Linked DNA regions of Homo sapiens: all the other regions are linked to region 1. The links are chromatin contacts, found by Hi-C or POLR2A ChIA-PET in ENCODE. All regions are on one chromosome and are shown on one strand. The core of a region is the stretch at or near the end of the contact, and the rest is flanking DNA. Distances in the headings are between cores, read along the strand shown. Region 1 holds the start of THAP7 (THAP domain containing 7). Region 2 holds the start of ARVCF (ARVCF delta catenin family member). Region 3 overlaps TANGO2 (transport and golgi organization 2 homolog). Region 4 holds the start of MAPK1 (mitogen-activated protein kinase 1). Region 5 holds the start of DGCR6L (DiGeorge syndrome critical region gene 6 like).

Region 1 (2,655 bases), core at 47-2,546:
TAGACCCTGTCTCAACAACAACAACAAAGAAGGAGGAGAAGGAGGAAGAAGGAGAAGAAAAGAAAAAAAAAAGTCGTCAAAGGATATTAATTGTCGATAGATAACAGATAATGCCAAAAAATATAGAAGCAATTCTTAAAACACAGTGTTGGAACTGGTCCACAGCTCTGATTTTTAATGAGCTCCCATTTCTGAGGCCAATATAAACTTCATTCTATGCTGCCCATCTCTGACAGGTGGGCATTAACTACCAGCCCCCCACGGTGGTCCCTGTGGGAGACCTGGCCAAAGTGCAGCGGGCGGTGTGCATGCTGAGCAACACCACGGCCATCACGGAGGCCTGGGCCTGCCTGGACCATAAGTTCGGCCAAGTGCGCCTTAGTGCACTGGTACGTGGGGGAGGGCATGGCAGTGGGGGAATTCTCCGAGGCCCGCGAGGATCTGGCAGCTCTGGAGGATTATGAAGATGTGGGCATGGATTCCGTGGAAGCTGAGGCTGAAGAAGGCGAAGAATAGTGAGGGGAGGGTGCGGCAGGCAACCATCCCTCTGTATTCCCCACCATAACGCTAGGAGAGCTAATTACCTATTAAAATTTCCGTATTGCAAATTAGCCGGGCGTGGTGGCGGGCGCTTGTAGTCCCAGCTACTGTGGAGGGTGAGGCAGCCGAATGGCGTGAACCCGGGAGGCGGAGTTTGCAGTGAGCCGAGATCGCGCCACTGCACTCCAGCCTGGGCGACAGAGCGAGACTCCGGTCTCAGGAAAATAATAATAAAATAAAAAATAAAATTTCTGTATTGCGATACTGTCTTTCTCCTGTGTTGTACTTTGAGAGATTCCTCCTCCAGATAACCCTCCCTGAAGTCCACCTCCCCAGTACGAGAGTGAGTGCGGGCTCTGGTTTTTGTCGGGTTCTTTCGTGCAAGCGTCCCAGGCCCCGTTTTATTTCTTCCGTCAGAGGTCATTCCGAGGCGAGCTGCCGCCCCTGCGGCTTTCGAGGCTCCCAGGACACTGCCGCTTTCCGCTCCCGGGCCGCTCCCGAACGCTGGGGCCGCTCCATCGTGCCGGGGTGTTTACGGAGAAAAGTGAGGCCTGAGCGGACGAAAGAGAAGCCCACGTGGGCGACAATACTGGTAGTCCAGGGAGCTGGGACGACGCGGGCGCGTCAGAAACTCGCACGCTCGCGCCGCTTACTAACCCAGCTAGCTAGGACCTCGCCCCGCCCCGCCCCGGTGGCGGGGGCACCTCCGGCTCTCCAGTCTCTATGGTACCAACTTCCGGCGCGCGCTACCCCTCGCGAGACTTCGGCGGCGCAGCAATGGCCAGAGCGTGAGTGCCGCTGACAGAAGTCAAGAGAATCGGCTGGGACGGGGTTGGGGCGACAACGGGCCGGGGGGGACCCGACAGGCCAGAGCCCCTTGGGGAGGAGCGGCGGCTGGAGGCGCGAGGCTCCTCCGGATGCCCGGAGAGCCGCTTGCGACTTAACTCCCGCCTCTTTCCCAGATGCCGCGTCACTGCTCCGCCGCCGGCTGCTGCACACGGGACACGCGCGAGACGCGCAACCGCGGCATCTCCTTCCACAGGTCAGCGCGCGTGCGCCGCGGGCTCACGTGCGCATGCGCTAGTTGTTGCTCGCCTCGGGTCGCAACTGCGTAGAGGCTTCGCGCCTTTCTCAGATACTGAGGAGGCTTGAACCTGTGGGTGGGAGGTGAAGCGGAACGGTCCCGGCGGGACTGAATGCAGTCGGGAAGGGGAGGACGGGAAGTCTAGCCGGCTTGGACCCGCCCCACTCTGTTACCTGCCAGATGACGCTGAGGAAACTGCTTTTCTTCTCGAGGCCTCCGTTGCCTCGTCTGTGCCCGGGCGGTGGTGCTTACCCGGCGGGGTCGCAGGGAGGTCTCGTGGCGGCGCGTGTTGGGTCTGCGTTTCCCCTCTGGGGTGCTTGGGCAGCATGAGCCCAGGGCTGTGGACAGCCTGGTGCTCACGGGTTTGTGGCTCCACAGACTTCCCAAGAAGGACAACCCGAGGCGAGGCTTGTGGCTGGCCAACTGCCAGCGGCTGGACCCCAGCGGCCAGGGCCTGTGGGACCCGGCATCCGAGTACATCTACTTCTGCTCCAAACACTTTGAGGAGGACTGCTTTGAGCTGGTGGGAATCAGGTGGGCCTCCCTGCCGGCCGACGCTGGGGTAGGATGTGGGGCTCCCGGCGGACTGGGACAGCTGCAGGTCATGGAAGTCCCTTGAGCAGCCTGCGTCCAAGGGGGCTGTTTCCTGTTCCCAGCTCTGCACAGTGAAACCCACCCCCAGGATCACTGTGCCTGTGACACAAGGGGAAAACAGGAGCCTTTCCAGAGAGTATCTTTCAGAGCCCCAGTCTTGCCAGCAAGTCCACAAATCAAAGAATTCTTTCTGGCTGGTCAGCCCAGCTCGGCTTATGCAGGCTTTCCACACACCTGGACTGTGAGGAGTCCTGCGGGGAAGCGATTGGTGTAGCTGTAACTTGGCGTTCCCCAGACGTATTGTTTGCACGATGCCTTCCAGCATCCCACGGCGCTGCTGCTGGGGGCAGATTGGCCTGGGGAGGCAGCACTTGCTCTCCAGCTCATCTGGGTTGCTTTTCCCCGCAGTGGATATCACAGGCTAAAGGAGGGGGCAG
Region 2 (2,655 bases), core at 57-2,556, 990 kb after region 1:
AGCAGTGAGTTCTTGCCTTGGGCCATTTCATTTTCTTTGTCCTGGCCAAGGAATGATTGGATGAACACACTGGACTCCCAATATGGGTGGATAAGACAAGAGTGTCTGGTCACACCCCTCCACCACTCATAAGCATGGTTGTGGGCAGTTTGGTTCCCCAGGCGGCCTTGGAGAATGCAATGAGCCGAGGAACTGGTCATCTCCAGGTGCATCCAGGGCAGGAAAGGATGACAGCATGCGTGAGCCAGGGTCACTGGCTAAGAAGTCATCTCAGGACCTCCCCCTAGAAAAGCCCACTGGGCAGCATCCCTGCTGGTTCCCCCCTACACCACAAGGTTACGCAGAGCTGGCGGAGGGTCATGGTCCCACTCATGTCAGGTGCTCTTAATCTGGCAAGGAAATGTAACCTACGTGAATCTCAACAGGCAGTGAAGCACCGTTTCTTCCTGACTCCAGGTAGGGTGAAGAAAATGGGACAGTAGTACGGGGTGCGGGCATAAACGCACAACTCTGCCTCCCCAGACGCAGAGCTGTGGGGCTGTGAGAATGCCAGGAGGAGGTAAGAAAGGGCGGCCCCATGGGGGGCCTGCAGGGTGGGACAAGCCCAAGAGGTCTCTACATCCAGGCCTGGTGGGGGAGGTGAGCCCCTGGTTTACCGAGGGGGTCCCTTCCTGCCCTCGGAAATACTGCAGCTCCTACCTCCATCGTCTCCCCGCTGCGGGGACCCAGGGGCGTGAGGATGAGAGAGCCCCCAGGCCCCAGGGTCAGACGACTGTGTTCAAGCAAGTGAGAACCTCTCTGAGGCTGTTTCCCAACTGTAAAATGGGGATAGCAGCAGAACTCTCTCTCGCGGCTTGCGTGAAGAATACAATTCGATGTCGACAGGAGGGAGCGGCGCGCAGCGCGCAGCGAGTAGCAGGCGCTGAAGAAGGATACCTGTGAACTGGGAGTGGTGGCGGAGGCTACGCGGCCAGAGTCCGGGGAAGGGGCGCCGGCTCTGCCAGTCCCTGCTCGGGGCTGGATGGTCGGGGGATGTTCTCGTAAGTCGGCTGGGAGGGAGCGGTCCCGCGTACCCTGCCACCGCCGCCGCAGAGGTTCGGGCAGGTGCGGGGCCGCGGCCCCTCCGCGAGGGGGCCGGTCATCCGCCGGGACTGACATCCCGGAGGCCCAATGGCAAGCCGTCATCTCCGCGCATCCGCCCAATCGGCGCCGGTTGCCGTGCCGCGCCGGGTCTCTCGACCAATGGGAAAATTTGCTGTCAGATGGGGCGGGGCGGAGATTCGCGTCGCCGGCCCGGTCCGCTTTGCGCACGGGCCGCGTGAGGGCGGGAGGGCTGGCCCGGGGTCTCGGGTTGCGCGCTGGGCCTGGAGGGAGGGGGCGGCCCCCGCACCGGTCCGAGTTGCGGCCGCGTGGACTGCGACCCGCGCCGCGCCGCACCGCGCCGCGCCCTGGGAACGCCGCTCCCCGCGCGCCAACGGACCCGGGGAAGCCCTTCTGGGGTCCGAGGCCGCGCTGCGGGGCCGCCCACGCTGCGCTCCAGGTAAGCCTGAGCCAGTGGGCGGGGTGTGGGACCCGGGGCTGGGGCCTCGGGTCGGAGCCGGGACTGGGGGCGGGGCTGCAGATATGGGACGCATTCCGGGCAGCGGTCCGGACAGGGTCCTATCCCTGGAGTCGAGATCCGGGCGAGGGTCTGGGCCGGACGTCGGAGCCAATCTCCGCCCCACCCGCGTCTTGTCCGCGCGCTCTGCGGCGTCCGAGACCCCGGGCCGGCGGGGGCGGGTCTCTTTGTGCGTGGCCTTGGGGCCCTACCCTACCCGTCCGGGCGTCTTGCACTGAGCACTCCAGCCGAGCGCGGCCCGACCCCGCAGCCGTGCCCGCCCCGCGCGACGCTTGGCGCCTAGCTGCCAGGGCCCTGCAGCCGCCGAAACTTTCCAACAGCCCGAGGGGCGGCAGGCCGGGAACTTTCCTGGGGCAGCGCGCCGCCGGGAAGCTCAGGGGCACCGACGGCCCGGAGGTGTCCTCGCGCCGCGCTGCTCCTGCCGCCTCGGGGGTGAGAGAGGGCGCGCCACCCGGACCCCCGGCCTGGGTCCCCCTCCCCACGCCGCCCTGCGCCCCCTCGGTGCCGGTGCGGAGACATGTCATCTCCACTCTGAGGGAGACTGCTCGGTTTGCTGGGGAGTCGCCCTGGGCAGGTGGCCTGAGAGCTCCAGCCTATTTTAATTTTTAAATAATTAAATATTGGCTGCTTACAATATTTCACCGTTTCTTAGCTATGTGTAATGTAACATACTTAAAATGGAACTAAAGGACTTCAGCTCCCTTTCCCTACATCCAGGCATATTTAGAAATAAGGAAAAGAAAGGTGCCCCGTGGGTATTTTTTAGAGTAGGCTCTTAATGCTGCTGTCTAATAACCTCAGGTGAGTACCCAGGCTGCTGTGGGGGAAACCTCCCCTATGGTATGGGCCAGGGGGGTGCAGTGGGAGCCTCCACCTCTCCCGACCTTAGCTTCTCTGGGGTAGCTGCCTTTACTTCTTCCTACTTCTTAACTACTGCCTTATCTGCCTTTACTCTGGGATCTGGGCGGTGTTTAGAGGTCTGGTCCAAACAAGGCAGGTGTTACCTATCTTGTACTCACTCTATTGGAGCTGGGATG
Region 3 (2,655 bases), core at 104-2,603, 960 kb after region 1:
CTGTAAACAGGCAGGTTTTTTTTCGTTTTTTCTTTTTTTTAAGATGGAGTCTCACTCTGTCATCCAGGCTGGAGTGCAGTGGCGCTATCTCAGTTCCCTGTAACCTCTGCCTCCCAGGCTCAAGCAATTCTCCTGCCTTAGCCTCCCTAATAGCTGGGATTACAGGTGTGCGCCACCATGCCAGGCTAATTTTTGTATTTTTAGTAGAGATGGGGTTTCACCATGTTGGCCAGGCTGGTCTCGAACTCCTGACCTCAAGTGATCCACCCACCTCAGCCTCCCAAAGTGCTGGGATTACAGGCGTGAGCCACCGCACCCGGCTGTAAACAGGCAGTTTTGAAAGAGATAGGGTGACATCATGAAGTGATTGTGTTATCTTGCTGCAGGGTCTTGGTTTTCCGTGATGGGTATCAAATTACCAAATACAGTGGCCGAGGCCGGGCATGGTGGCTCACGCATGTAATCCCAGCATTTTGGGAGGCTGAGGCAGGAGGATCACTTGGGCCCAGGAGTTCGAGACCACCCTGGACAACATAGTGAGAACTTGTCTCTACCAAAAAAAAAAAAATTAGCCGGGCATGGTGTTGTAGTCCCAGTTACTTAGGCATGCTGAAGTGGGAGGATCGCTTGAGCCGGCGAGTTTGAGGCTGCAGTAAGCTATGATCATACCACTGTACTCCAGCCTGGGCAACAGAGCAAGATCCTGTCTCTAAAATAATAATAATAATAATAAAAAAAAAAAACATAGTGGCCTAAAGCACCCTACTTTTTACTCCAGTCCACAGGTGAGGAGTCCAGCCCAGCCTAGCTGGGTACCTGTACGAGGCCTCCCAAAGTGCTGCAGAGGTGCTGTCAGGGGCTCCATAGAAGTGTCTGTGCTCCCAGCCTGCAGCGTGCCCTTCCCCTGGCTGGACACCCCACAGGCAGAGCAGAAGCAGCCACCAGAAGTGTCTCACACCCTCCCATGAAGTCAGGAAAACACAGCGCACATTTGCTCAGTCACCCAGAGGTGGCACATTTCGTCTTTGGCTTAGGGCTTCGGAAAATAGTCCAGAGAAATCCCGAGGCCAACTGGAATGGCAGGACCCGCAGGACAGGTCCTGGCAGCAACACACGGGTTCTGAGTGAAAGCAAGAGGGGCCCATGTCAACCCTCCTCCTCTCCACCCAAGGGGCTGGGTGGCACTGACCAGCACCCGCAGGCCAGCCATCAAGCTTCCTTTCCAGAGATGGGAGCACTCGGGGTGGGTTGAGTCTCTTCAGCAGCCTGCAGGAGGCAGCCCTGAAACGCATACAGAGCTGGCTGGCTCTCCTCAGCGTGCTAGTTTCCTGGGGCTGCCGTAACTAAGCACCACAGACCAGGCGGCTGCAACAACAGACACTATTGTCTCGCAGCATTGGATGCTGGAGATCCAAGATCAAGGCGTCAGCAGGGCTGGCTCCTTTTGAGGGTCTTCTCGGTATGCAGACGACTGCTTCTATCTCTGTATACACACCAGCTTCCCCTGTGCGTATCTGAGTCACCCATCACATTGATTAGGGCCTACCCACATGACCTTATTTTACCTTCATCTTTTTTTTGAGATGCAGTCTCGCTCTGTTGCCCATGCTGGAGTGCAGTGGCGCAATCTCGGCTCACTGCAAGCTCTGCCTCCCAGGTTCACGCCATTCTCTTGTCTCAGCCTCCCAAGTGGCTGGGACTACAGGCGCCCACCCCCATGCCCAGCTAATTTTTTTGTGTGTTTTTAGTAGAGATGTGTTATCCAGGATGGTCTGGATCTCCTGACCTTGTGATCCGCCCACCTTGGCCTCCCAAAGTGCTGGGATTACAGGCGTGAGCCACCGTGCTCGGCCAGCCCCTACATTCTTTAGAGTTCTGTTCACTCACTAGCCAGCCCAACACTACTCCAGTCCCTGTAGCAGTCAATAGTTCTTTCCTAACATTTCTTCCACCTTCCCTGCAGCATGCTGTCTGCTGCTGGGACCTGCCACTCACCCAACTGCAAAAAGGGAAAACACCAGACACCCTTCCTTCCTGATTCCTTGGCCTGAAATGACTTCACTCAGCCTTGAAGTCAAGCAGCATGGTGTCTATGCAACTTTGCAGTGACTCAAATCTGAGACCCTCTTGAAATGGTTCAAATCATTTCTGGTACAGATTTTAAAATGATGAAAACTTCCCGAGCAGTTGCATTAGAGAGTGGTTACACGTTTCATTTTAGATGTGGGTTATATCTCTGCCTCGTTCTCTGTGTGGATAAATGCTGGGGTGTCCTGGGGAATGGAGGTGTGGCCGTCCTGAGTCCAGGGTCAGGGGTGGCTTCTGGCCTCGATTTCCTGACTCCTCTGGCTGGTCCTCAGCGTCCCCTCTTCCCCAGGTTCTTTTTCCTCAGCTCAGGACCCACCCACAGACCCCTAGCCTGGCCGCCACTTTGACTTCTCACCAGCAGCTGTGACCCGCCAGCCCAAGCTGGCTCTCACTCACTGACGCCGTTGTCCCAGTTCTGCCGCCCGACCCTCCTCAAAGCCCATAGAACTGCAGCCCACCTGGACCCATGTCACTCCTCTGTCCTACCTGTGGCTGCCTTCTGTGGCTGAGTCTTCACGTCTTTGTACATTGACTGGAGTCCCCGCCCCGAGAGGCATTCTGACAGCA
Region 4 (2,655 bases), core at 156-2,655, 870 kb before region 1:
AAACTTGGAAGAGTTGAACAAAGAGGATATAGGGTCTGCCGCTCTTCCTTCTCCCTCCAAACATGGCAGGGGAAAAGGTTCAGAAGCAGTGCCTGGGTCATTGTCCGTCTCGTTGTCTTAGCTTTCCTTGGTATCCACCTGCTTCAGGACTCTAATTTTTATTTTTTCAACCTCTGTTGTTTGTGACTGTTTCTTAACCTGGTGTGTCTCTTTTTCTCTAAACCTCGATGTTTTGGTTTTAGTGACTCTATCTTTGCATTTCTATTTCATTACCTGCTCTGTCAGCATTTCTGCCTATCTGTACCAATCTCGGTCTGTCTCTGAACGCAAATGTATCTCTCATGTGTTTCGACCCACCACCCCCTAATCCCTTACTCTCTGCTTTGTCCTCCTGCCTCAGCCTCCCAAGTAGCTGGGATGACAGGCGCCCACCACTGCGCCCGGCTAATTTTTGTATTTTTAGTAGAGACAGGGTTTCGCCATGTTGGCCAGGCTGGTCTTGAACTCCTGACCTCGTGATCCGCCCGCCTCGGCCTCCCAAAGTGCTAGGATTACAGGCGTGAGCCACCTCGCCCGGACTTAATTTTTGTATTTTTAGTAGAGACCTGGTCTCAAACTCCTGACCTCAAGTGATCCGCCCGCCTCGGCCTCCCAAAGTGCTGGGATGATAGGCGTGAGACACCGCGCCCTCCCTTCTGCTTTGTACTTCTTCATCGTACTTATCACAACTTGAGCATTACACGTATTTGTCTGTCTCCTCTCTCTAAAAGGTAACTTCTATAAGGGTGGATCCCCAGGAACATGGAGTGTGCTCAACAAACATCTGAACTAACCTGATTGGCGTATCCTCTCAGTGTCTCCTTTTAGTCTCGACAATTGTGTTTCACACTTTCTCAGTATGCAAATATCTTTCTCGGTCTGGGTCATGCCTTTCGGTTTCTGCCCCAGTGCAGAGGCCTCTAAGTTTATCAGCGTGTGGACCACAGATTCGCAGAGGCCTGAGCTGCGGCGCTGCCGGGATATGGCGCGTCGTCGGGCCTCAAGCACAGCCCGGGGTCCCTCGCTGGCTCTGTTCGGACCCTGCTCGGTCGCTCGCCTGGGCCCCAGCCATCTCTCACTTCAGCCCATGAGTTCTGCCCCACGTCTGTCTCCCTGGGTGTCTTAAGAGACGCGACCCGCACCGACGCCCCCGCGAATGCACCGCGAATGCACGTGACCGCGCCTAGTGGCGCCCCCTCAGTCAACGCCGTCGCAGTGCCCCTCCCGAAGCCCGCCGCTTCCGCCGGCCCGCGCGGCCCCGCCCCCAGCCGCGAGGAACCAATCCGCATGCACACTTCTTGTCCCCGCCCCGGCACCCTCCTCGGCGCGCGCCCCTCCCTCCGCCCGCCCGCCGGCCCGCCCGTCAGTCTGGCAGGCAGGCAGGCAATCGGTCCGAGTGGCTGTCGGCTCTTCAGCTCTCCCGCTCGGCGTCTTCCTTCCTCCTCCCGGTCAGCGTCGGCGGCTGCACCGGCGGCGGCGCAGTCCCTGCGGGAGGGGCGACAAGAGCTGAGCGGCGGCCGCCGAGCGTCGAGCTCAGCGCGGCGGAGGCGGCGGCGGCCCGGCAGCCAACATGGCGGCGGCGGCGGCGGCGGGCGCGGGCCCGGAGATGGTCCGCGGGCAGGTGTTCGACGTGGGGCCGCGCTACACCAACCTCTCGTACATCGGCGAGGGCGCCTACGGCATGGTGTGGTGAGTGTCCGCGACCGGCCACGCCCGGCCCCCCCACCGCCCGGGGCCGCAGCGGACGCAGCCTCGGCCTCGCCCGCGCCTCGGCCTCAGGCGCCGCGGCGACCTCGAACCCGGACTTCACCGCGGTCCGCGCGCCAGGGCTCGGGCGCGGCCCCGGGCCGGTTGAGGTTTAGGTGTTGTTGCTCGCGGTTCCCGGGCCTTCGGTCGCTCGGGAAGGGGCTCAGGGAGTGGCGCGGGGGGCGTAGGCCGGTACTAGTGGACCCTTGGCCCCGGGCGCAGCGCGGCCTTTAAAGTCTGGACCCTCGGGAAGGCAACGGAAGGGTCCCCACCCCTCAATTTGCTAGTATCATGGCCTTCTTTTGGACTTTCGATTGTAAAACTGTGAATTCCATCAGATGCTTGTCGGTGTTGGCGGCGGTGGCTGCTGAGGTCCTGAAAGCGTTTTGCCTCCGCGTGTGTGCAGAACACCGAAATAATCGTTTTTCTCTCTTCGCCTCTGTTTGCAGCCAACGGCTTTCATTAAATATCCTCAGCGGTGCTAATGGTGGTCTCCGCGCAGGCTTTCTAAAATGGATTACTGACGCCAGTGTTGGTGGCATATTTCCGTCTTGAAGTTTTTACTTCTAAGTGGATTTTAATATCGTACTGCTGGCGTTTCAGGAAGGATAAACTAACATTACTCTCTTGATTTGTTAAAGATCCGTTTAGAGTTGGGCCTAATTTGACTTTTTTTTTAGCCCCCAAGTGAGCTCTTTTACCAGCATAAATGCTCCCAGATGTTTTAGCCCAATTGCTATGGACTCCTGTTAATGATTTAGTGGTCATTATGTATGCAGCCTTAATGGAGTTCTTGCAGAATCACACGTAGACTCCCTCATCTTGATTCAGGTCCCTTAGAAAAGTGAAATGATAGTGACGGTTTTTTTT
Region 5 (2,655 bases), core at 156-2,655, 680 kb after region 1:
GACTGGGGGACTGAGGGCAGGGACACTGGTGAAACAGGCAGGCGTCTTCACCCAGCTAATCATCCCACTCACCACCTCCGGGGGAGGTGACAGTGACCAAGCCCAGCCCCAGCTGGCTCCTGGTCACTCACTACAGACTCAGCTCCCACAATCTCGAGTCCCACCTCCAGCTCCTGCCATTCTGAGGGACCTGGAGGCCAGGGTGCCCGGCGCATGACCAGCTCTGGGTTGTGGACCGCCCTCCACGGCAGTGGCCTGAGCGCTTGTCATTATTCACTTTATTCATGCCTGGTTTCTGTCTGGAAGGGACCACAAGGACATGGCGTGCAGGGGAGCCAATCCTGCCAGGGACTGAGGAAACAGATCCTGGAGAAAACCAGACACTTTGCTGGCACTTCAGGGGGACCCCAGTTGGTTGGCTCAACGCCCCCTCTTCCCCATAGCCAATTACTAACCAATGTTCTCTCTGGAAACCAGTCATAATTCCTAACCTGGTCAAAGCAGGGTCATCTCACACAGCCCAGCCACCCAGCAGGCAGCTAAAGAGTGCCTGATGAAATGCAAGTCTGATCGTGTCTGCGTCCCCAAGCCCTTCCGTGCCCCCTGCTGCTCTATGGACAAGCCCCCAGCAGCCTCTGTAATGCACAGCACCCGCCCTTGTCTCCTGTGCTGGCTTCCGCAGCCTGGCCACACTGGTCCTCTCGCCCACCCACCTGACCTGACTCTGGCAGGGCCTTTGCAGGAGCCATTCCTCCACCCGAGCCCCTCCTATTAAAGCCTGTTCCTAGACGGTTCAGCCCCAGCCACCAGAAGCCCCCCAGCCCCGGCCCAGCAGCTGGCCTGTGGAGCGGGGAGAGCGCAGTCTGGGCTCACGGGCTGGGGGCCACGGAGGCCCAGATGGGGACTCTGGCTCCGACTGTCCTGACCCAGAGGCTCTAGGGCGGTCCTGTCTGTCTCACCCCGGGGGCGGGGAGGACGCAGACAGACCCCAGCGCCACTGCTCGGCCGCGGATGGTGCCTTAGACCCAGGTCCTGTGGGCTCTGGCCCGAGACCCCTGCCTCTGGGGAGGCCGGTGACCGGGACAGTCCACCTCGCAGGCGCGCCGGCGCGGAGCCCGGACCTCGGCCCGCAATGACTCAGCAAGGGCCGGTGGGATTCTCCGTGGTCCTGCGATATCCAGACGGCGGAGTCTCGCCTTTAATGTCGCGCGGGGAGCAGGCAGGTGCGAGCCTGGGCTGAGCAAAACCCTCCTTGGAGTCTCCGCAGAGGAGCGGGGCGCGCCTCCTGAATAAGCAGGCGGCGGGGCGCGGGGCAGGGCGGGGCAGGCGGCCAGGCCCTCTCGGGACTGTCGTAAAAGGGGGCGGAGCGCGCCGCGCGTGGGACAATCGTAAAAGGGGCGGGACGCGCCGCGCTCGGGATGTCGTGAAGCTGGGGGAGCTCGTCGCCGCCGCCGGCGGCTAGCGGGCGTCCGCGCCATGGAGCGCTACGCGGCCGCCTTGGAGGAGGTGGCGGACGGTGCCCGGCAGCAGGAGCGACACTACCAGTTGCTGTCGGCGCTACAGAGCCTGGTGAAGGAGTTGCCCAGGTACGCAGGCGGGGCGGGCGGAGGCCTGCGGAGGCGGCTTCGTTTCCCGCCGGGGCTCACCGCGCCCCCCTACCCGCAGCTCTTTCCAGCAGCGCCTGTCCTACACCACGCTCAGCGACCTGGCCCTGGCGCTTCTCGACGGCACCGTGTTCGAAATCGTGCAGGGGCTACTGGAGATCCAGCACCTCACCGAAAAGAGCCTGTACAACCAGCGCCTGCGCCTACAGAACGAGCACCGAGGTGCGCGGGGGCAGCGGGATGAGGTGCCGCCTCCTCCGGGTCGGCGCCTCCGGGCAGCTCTTGGTATCTGTGCAGATCAGCTCCTTCCTTGGAAGTGTTCGGAAGAGGTCTCTAAGATTGACAAAATCAACGGGCGCAGAGACTGAGACAGCGCCTTTTTGGTGATCAGTGGGTCCAACCAGTTTTGTTTTCAGTTGCGCAGCACCCACCTTCTTAGCAGAAACTCCCTGTTCGGGCTTCCCTGTGCCCCACGCGCTTCCAGACAGGATGGCCCTAGGCCTCGGTGCCTGATTGGCCTGCAGGCAGACTCTGGTGGTGGCGCTGACTGCAGCAGCATTGCCCCTCAGTAGTTGGAAGTCTGTTGACAGTTGTGCAGCAAGCGTCTTTCAGGGTCAGTTCCCTCTCAGGCCTCGCAGGGCCTCATTCCAGTTGCACATCAAATTCCTAAGCACTGTCTCCTGTGGCGCCCTCCCAAACCCGAAGAGCTTCCCACTTGAGCCAGGCCTGCTTGGTGGGCTTGGGAGCCCTTTCCTGCAAATTATATAGGGCAGGTCCCCCTGCACCATCAGTTTCCACCTTTGTTATTTTTCCCAAACTTCTTATTTTAGAAGTTAAAACATTTAGAAAAGCTGAAAAGATAGTATAGTGCATACGCTTGTGCTCTTCACTAAAGTTCAATAGTTAACGTTTTGCTCTAGTTCTTGACATCCCAAAATATATACATGTGACAGCATAGCATTCACCAAGAGTCTTCAGCATTCCTGGAGACCAGGATTTTCAACCCAGCCATGCTGACATTTGTGGCTGGGTAAGTCTTTTTGGTGAGATG

The links. A loop is a pair of places that touch in the nucleus more often than their neighbours do. ChIA-PET counts read pairs that join two places held with the same protein, here RNA polymerase II (POLR2A). Pooled maps may share reads with other maps.
Region 2: a loop to region 1 is called in a pooled map, with 5 times the contacts of the local background. The contact joins the promoter of ARVCF here to the promoter of THAP7 in region 1. A Hi-C loop is called at or near these places in 1 of 168 maps with a recorded cell type or tissue (CD8-positive, alpha-beta T cell) and 8 of 50 pooled maps. POLR2A ChIA-PET finds 5 or more read pairs at or near these places in 1 of 52 experiments (activated naive CD4-positive, alpha-beta T cell).
Region 3: a loop to region 1 is called in a pooled map, with 2.5 times the contacts of the local background. The contact joins the enhancer-like site here to the promoter of THAP7 in region 1. A Hi-C loop is called at or near these places in 1 of 168 maps with a recorded cell type or tissue (CD8-positive, alpha-beta T cell) and 8 of 50 pooled maps. POLR2A ChIA-PET finds 5 or more read pairs at or near these places in 1 of 52 experiments (activated naive CD4-positive, alpha-beta T cell).
Region 4: a loop to region 1 is called in a map of CD8-positive, alpha-beta T cell, with 10 times the contacts of the local background. The contact joins the promoter of MAPK1 here to the promoter of THAP7 in region 1. A Hi-C loop is called at or near these places in 1 of 168 maps with a recorded cell type or tissue (CD8-positive, alpha-beta T cell), 1 of 37 single-sample maps with no recorded cell type and 10 of 50 pooled maps. POLR2A ChIA-PET finds 5 or more read pairs at or near these places in 2 of 52 experiments (WTC11 and activated CD4-positive, alpha-beta T cell).
Region 5: a map with no recorded cell type shows a loop between it and region 1 (10-fold over the local background). The contact joins the promoter of DGCR6L here to the promoter of THAP7 in region 1. A Hi-C loop is called at or near these places in 1 of 37 single-sample maps with no recorded cell type and 7 of 50 pooled maps. POLR2A ChIA-PET finds 5 or more read pairs at or near these places in 1 of 52 experiments (activated naive CD4-positive, alpha-beta T cell).

What each region holds. Positions count from the first base shown.
Region 1 is chr22:21,000,759-21,003,413 of GRCh38, reverse strand. It overlaps THAP7 (THAP domain containing 7), which reads left to right and starts at 1,296. Exons shown (of 4, transcript NM_030573.3): 1 at 1,296-1,582; 2 at 2,003-2,158; 3 at 2,627-2,655. The coding sequence starts at 1,503. It overlaps THAP7-AS1 (THAP7 antisense RNA 1), which reads right to left and starts at 1,492. Exons shown (of 2, transcript NR_027051.1): 1 at 585-1,492. RefSeq lists silencers at 301-691, 1,333-1,442, 1,463-1,632 and an enhancer at 2,233-2,442.
Region 2 is chr22:20,015,474-20,018,128 of GRCh38, reverse strand. It overlaps ARVCF (ARVCF delta catenin family member), which reads left to right and starts at 1,306. Exons shown (of 20, transcript NM_001670.3): 1 at 1,306-1,540. It also overlaps a transcript of TANGO2 not described here. RefSeq lists a silencer at 1,015-1,414.
Region 3 is chr22:20,037,014-20,039,668 of GRCh38, reverse strand. The region is part of intron 2 of TANGO2 (transport and golgi organization 2 homolog); the gene reads right to left. Among named protein-coding and RNA genes, the nearest start is that of MIR185, 5.2 kb to the right of the region's middle. RefSeq lists a silencer at 962-1,123. Within about 2 kb of position 1,353, at least 2 of the 41 ENCODE cell types and tissues checked have a DNase peak (open chromatin) inside an H3K27ac peak, as active enhancers do.
Region 4 is chr22:21,866,395-21,869,049 of GRCh38, reverse strand. It overlaps MAPK1 (mitogen-activated protein kinase 1), which reads left to right and starts at 1,405. Exons shown (of 9, transcript NM_002745.5): 1 at 1,405-1,728. The coding sequence starts at 1,610. RefSeq lists a silencer at 1,235-1,474.
Region 5 is chr22:20,318,810-20,321,464 of GRCh38, reverse strand. DGCR6L (DiGeorge syndrome critical region gene 6 like) reads left to right here and starts at 1,405. Exons shown (of 5, transcript NM_033257.4): 1 at 1,405-1,586; 2 at 1,666-1,826. The coding sequence starts at 1,477. RefSeq lists silencers at 999-1,048, 1,239-1,368, 1,499-1,728, 1,765-2,059 and an enhancer at 332-1,119.